Linked DNA regions of Homo sapiens: region 1 is linked to region 2. The links are chromatin contacts, found by Hi-C or POLR2A ChIA-PET in ENCODE. All regions are on one chromosome and are shown on one strand. Each heading gives the region's core, a stretch centred on a gene start or an enhancer-like site at or near the end of the contact. The rest is flanking DNA. Distances are from core to core; before and after follow the strand shown. Region 1 holds the start of FBXO3 (F-box protein 3). Region 2 holds the start of NAT10 (N-acetyltransferase 10).

Evidence for each region. A loop is a pair of places that touch in the nucleus more often than their neighbours do. ChIA-PET counts read pairs that join two places held with the same protein, here RNA polymerase II (POLR2A). Pooled maps may share reads with other maps.
Region 1: a map of B cell shows a loop between it and region 2 (12-fold over the local background). The contact joins the promoter of FBXO3 here to the promoter of NAT10 in region 2. A Hi-C loop is called at or near these places in 8 of 168 maps with a recorded cell type or tissue (B cell, CD4-positive, alpha-beta T cell, CD4-positive, alpha-beta memory T cell and 3 more), 1 of 37 single-sample maps with no recorded cell type and 14 of 50 pooled maps. POLR2A ChIA-PET finds 5 or more read pairs at or near these places in 5 of 52 experiments (CD4-positive, alpha-beta T cell, GM12878, OCI-LY7 and 2 more).

Annotation. Positions count from the first base shown.
Region 1 is chr11:33,773,055-33,775,800 of GRCh38, reverse strand. FBXO3 (F-box protein 3) reads left to right here and starts at 1,281. Exons shown (of 11, transcript NM_012175.4): 1 at 1,281-1,407. The coding sequence starts at 1,304. FBXO3-DT (FBXO3 divergent transcript) reads right to left here and starts at 1,102. Exons shown (of 3, transcript NR_120550.1): 1 at 1,050-1,102; 2 at 438-547; 3 at 131-353. RefSeq lists silencers at 1,189-1,288, 1,749-1,818 and an enhancer at 1,767-2,267.
Region 2 is chr11:34,104,136-34,106,989 of GRCh38, reverse strand. NAT10 (N-acetyltransferase 10) reads right to left here and starts at 1,361. Exons shown (of 29, transcript NM_024662.3): 1 at 1,198-1,361. RefSeq lists an enhancer at 1,149-1,608.

The DNA of each region.
Region 1 (2,746 bases), core at 32-2,531, 330 kb after region 2:
AATGGTATGAAGAATGGAGGAAATGGATTTTTTTGGGGCGGGGCATATCACTTCCACTCTTCCAAATAATTGAGAGAAACTTTCTCCAGGATATGGAAATGTTTGGAGAACTTAGTGACTGATGCATGTATAAGCTTGGAAAATTAACATTTATTGAGTATCTGGCCAGGCACTTTACATAAAGCGTTATCGCCATCCTTAGTTCACCAGAGGAGGGGTGGTTTTAGAGATGAGGGACAGTCTCAGAGAACTTAGGCGTAACTACGCCAGCATTTCACTAGTAGTGAAATAAATGACGGGCGTGTGAAGTCCAGGTCTGTCTGGATTCCCCAAAGCCCCTTACACCATACTACCTTTGGAAAAGCAATGGAAAAGAAGAAATCAGGCAAGTGATGTATGGACCCATTATACTTCCCCCACTCTCATTTTAATATCACCTTGGCAAAGCTGAAGAGCAGACATCTTCGTGCCTCCATCAGTTATGCCCTCTGGGAGTCTCAGTTCATCCCTTCACACGCGGGATACTTAACTCTGCGGGATCTAAACCCTGGCCAAAATAAATTTTAAAGCTGGAAAAAATCCACACTGTACCCTTTGCATTGCCCTAATAGGCTGAAAATAGCCATGATAACCAAATTAAGGGACAGCGGCTGAGACTCAGACTCACTCCTTGTACACATTTTACTTAGGAAGGCGGGGAGGGGCGTGAAGTTAAGCCCTCAACAATTATTTCCTTAATTTGGGAGAAGGGCCTTCAGCTGGCGTCCCTGGCTGATTCTCAGCTCTGCTCTTGCTGAGTGGACAAGTCTCGGAGCGGCCCTGCTGTGTGCGGGGGACAAGCGGGGTGGGGAAGGCTGAGCGGGGAAAACGAGGGGTTCTCGGGTTGGAAAACAAAGAGAAGGAATGGATTTGGGGACCAAGGGCGTGGAGGAGTGTCAGATTTTGAGCGAGGCTTCCTGCATACTGAGTGTAAAATTTCGCAGGAGGAGTTGGGCAGACCGAGGCAGATTTGGCAACAAAAGGGTCCCGGGCTGGGCAAGTTTACGAACCGGGATGCGAGAACAGAGCTGGAGAGATTTGACGCGGAGCGCGAAGAAAGCGGGCTGAACTCGCACTGCGCCGCTGGCTCCCGGCTAGCGGGCGGGGTCTCCAGGGAGCCGCACCTCAGCCCACCCTGAGGGCGGGGCTGGCCCGGCGGTTACATAACAAACCTGTGAGAGCGGCTGGGGGCGGTTCGGGCGCTGGTGGGGGCGGGGCAGGGGCGGGGCCAGGGCGGGGCCAGACCTGCACCGGGCCAGGCAAGATGGCGGCCATGGAGACCGAGACGGCGCCGCTGACCCTAGAGTCGCTGCCCACCGATCCCCTGCTCCTCATCTTATCCTTTTTGGACTATCGGGATCTAATCAAGTAATGGGACGACACGCATGGCAGGGGTGGGGGCATGGGGAGAGGAGGCGGTGAGGCAGGGGGAAAGGGGGTCGGGGCCGCTGACAGGACCCGAGCTTCCGCGACACCAGAAGGTGACGCCAGGGCCGCCCTCATCCTGCGGAGCCACCGGGGACCGGGGCGAGACGGGGGCGGAAAGGGCCTCGCCCTGAGTCTTCCTCCTGTCCTGGGCCCAGGTATGAGAAGCGACGAGATATCTCTCTCCCAGGCCTCGGTGAGGCCCACTTGCAAGAGAAGGAGGTAGTGGCCCTCGTGCCGCACCGCCGCGCTCCGCGGACCCCCGCTGGCCCCGCAGGTGCCCGCCCGGTTGGGGTCAGTCCCTGCTGCTGTGTAAAAGCCCCTGTCCCGGCCAGGCGCTCTTCTCTGCTGGGTCCGGGGCCTGCGGAGTCTGGCGCCGGGGTGGGCAGGTGGGTGAGCGAGAGGAGAAGATAGGCAACCCCTTACTCCCCTGGCGCGACTTCCCCAGCGCCAGAATCGCTGTCCGGGCTCACTTTCGGACTTCAGTGCGTGAGAATTGTTTTGCTGTCAGCATTGCTCCTTACGGTTCGATGTTGGATTTTATGTTTTGGTACTGACTTCCGGTGATGCCATACCGGTGACTATCTTTTCTCCTGGACACCTTGGGTTTCCCACATTACTAGCATCTGTTCCAGAAATAAACACCGGTTGCTGATAAGGGTGGTTCAATGCCCAGTTTCTTCAGAACTTGGGACTGTCTGGGGTGGTGGAAGAAATGGCGCTGCCAGCCCGCCCCCCAGCTGTCAGGATTGTTTACACCCTTGACAGGGGGTGGCATGGCTGTGAGTTTCCTGTGCTACCGTATATATTTGCAGAGGATGCAAAGTCGCCCTCTTAGGATAGGTGGGCGAGATTTGTTTTGTGTTTGGATTAACCATTAGATTCTAGCCATTTGATGATTGTGCCCTGTGTTATTAGAGGTCTTTTTATAAATACAGATTTCTTGGAGCTACAGATAGTTGTTGGCCTAGCTAAGTGGTGATAGAGAGATACCTCAAGTTTTTGGTCACTACCTGTACTGGTCGCTACCTGTACCTGCTAGCAATTTTATTTTTCTAGAAAATACTTACAATTTAACTAACAGTCTCCAACTTTTGATTGCTGCCAGAGTAATCTTTCCAAGACACATCTGGTTGTCATTCTCCTTAAAACCTGTGACACCCCTATGTTTATAGACTATAACCTAAACTTCTGGGGCATTGAAAGCTCTTATCATCTGGCTTGTATATCTAAGGTCCTCCAGGACTTATTTCTCCACCACTATCACATTTGCACCATCCAT
Region 2 (2,854 bases), core at 112-2,611:
AATACATCAAAAAAACCATCAGAAATATCACTGTAAAAGTAACATGCTACTTAGATGTAAAAGTGACATGCTACTTAGAAACTCTGGTACCTACTGCATTATAAACATAAAGCTCATTTACTGAAACTTACCATACCTTAACTGTCCCTTCTAACCTTCCAATCCAAACAGATTTTAGCATATGTCTTACTATAAAACACTAAGTCACTGTCAAGGACCCCAATTTATACGTAAAGGAGAAAGTATAAAGAATTCAAATATCCCGAGGCAGAAAAACGACAGACAGAATTCACACTCAAGTCTTCCTGACTCCAAAGCCTGAGCTCTTCCCAGTTCGCCAATCTTCCCAACTTGTAAACCTTGTGTTGCCGGCCACATAAAGATCCCGCAAAAATCAATCAACAACTAATTAATGGGGGCTGCCTTTTGCTCTAGCTACTGTGGGAGCCCCAGAAGTAGTACCACAAGGCCCTTGACTTCAAGCTTGCATTCTTCTTGAAGAAGGTATTTAAGAGAATGAGATGAGGAACAAGAACACAGGTAAAATTAGATGTAAAAAAAAAAAAAATAGCTATACTGAGGGACCGGTCAGATGAAGGAAGGGCTGAGATTACTATGGGCTGAAGCTGTCATGGAAGGCCTGGATGGGGAAGGCCTTGAAGGAGATGATTATTTTTCGCTCACTCATTCGTCTATCTACACATAACATCTATGTGGCAGGCACCATTTTAGGTGCACTGGCAAACAAAACCAAGTCCTGAATGTGACTGCTGAATAAAGAGTATAAAGGAATGTGCACAGTGAAGGATTTAAGAACGTGGAAGGATCTGGAATCAGATTACCCTAAGTATAATGCCCAGACCTGCAGCCAGGCACTGCGGGCAAGCTCCACGGAAAACAACTGTTGTCACCCACCCATTCACCCCGACTCCCCAGTTACAGGCACTACTTAGAGGTGGTTATCGAGCCACGCAAATCCCCGAGGACGCTCGAGAAGCACGCGCCGAGAGCGGCTGCGTATTGGAGAGGTGATTCTGTTATCTTGGAGCGCCCCAAAAGAGGGGTGGAGGACAAACGGCGTAGGCCAGGTATCCGTCCGGATGCAGAGCCTTCATCCTGAGGCCGGTCCCCTCTCGACCCAGGAAGAACACAGACACCGATCTTGGCATCCATACCCGGCCCTCCCGCGTTGGGTACCTGCGCCCCGAGCCCGGGGGATCCCAGCCAGTGGAGAAGGGGAAGCACGTGGGAGCACGGAACAACTCCGAAAGAGAAGGCACAGCTGACTGCCCCTAGCGTATGCCTGGTGTCCGGGTCACGTAGTAAGCCTGGCTCCGCGGCACGCGTCCCTCTCAGGAACTGGTAGACAGCACGTGCGCAAGCGCATTAAAGTCGCAGAGATGGCGAGCGAGAAGGGACCTTCCTCAAGGCTGTCGCTGAGTAATGACGTAAGCCACCAGAAGCGGAGCTGAGGCCTAGATGTCCACTGCGGTTGCGCATTTTAGTCCCACTGCTCGCGGTAGCTGGGTGTTGGCTGCGGTTTGCCTCTTCACTCTTCATATCCCAGCTAAAGTACCTCGGCTAAGAAGGGCAAAATAGATGTCCGCACCCCAGGGCCTGCCCACGTAGGTCCAGGGTTTTCAGCGTCAGCCTGGTTACGCGAAACGCGACGGATCCAACGATTTGTGTTCAATTTAACCGATCCCCGTTAAGTTGAGGAAACTCGGCCAACAGACCTATTTTATTGGTTTCGCTTGGCCCTCCACCCCCACAGTACTGATCTTACAGATGGGAATCCTGTAATCTACCCATGACTGCGGCCGCTGTACTTTGCAGGCTCCCATTAGGCCTGTATATGGTCGTCAAATGAAATTACTCCCCCTGGGCTTCCAGTGAACTCCAAGAACATGACTACAGGGACAACCTATACATAGTGTTGCATTCTTGACTTTGGGGCAGATCGCTGAACTTCAAAAAACATTATCAACTGCTTGATGTTTCCTCCTGGATACCGCAAATGTCTGAATCCAAACCCCTTCCCCAGATACACTTTTAATGTCATCAGCAGCACTACCCATTTAATCCAACATCCATCATGAAATTTTTTAGTTCATTCAGCAAAATGTGAATATGCCCACGCACTATTCTGCTCACAAGGGATAGTGTCCAAAATGTTCCTGCCCCTCGTGGTTAATTCTAGGTTAAGTTTTAAATGCTATTAAGCAGAAGTATCCAGTGAGTAAAGTGACTAAGGATACTATTTTAGAAACGAACACTGAAGGCCTCTGACGGGGTGACACTGGATGGAACAAGGACCTGAAATTTAGAAAGAATGAGCCCTGAGAATATGAGTGAAAAACTTCCCCGTGCCAAAGATGTACATACAAAAGCTCCAAGATGGGGGAGTCCTGGCAAAGCAGTCAGTGTGGCCAAAGCAGTGGGCAAGTGAAGGACCAGATTTAGAATTTAATTCTAGTCATGATGAGAAACCACTGGAGTTTGTGGGGGACAGGGAAATGAGAAAATCTGCTTTGCCCTCTTAAAAGGCTTCCTGTTATGCAAAAACTAAATCACAGGAAGGCAAAAGTAGAAAAAGGAGAACAATTATAAGCTATTGTAGTCACCTGTGCTAGGATGGTAGTTGTGGTAGTAGTTAGAAGTATAAGATAACTCTGGATATTCAAGTTAGAACCACGTGGACTCACTTAAGGATTAGATGCAGGTTATAAAAGTACATTGAAGATGGCACCCAAAACATTTGCTCTGAGCAACTGGATGAATGAACAACTGGTGTTGGGTAATCAAGGAGTTGACTTGGAATATTGAGAAATTCATATCAAGATGTTGAATATGA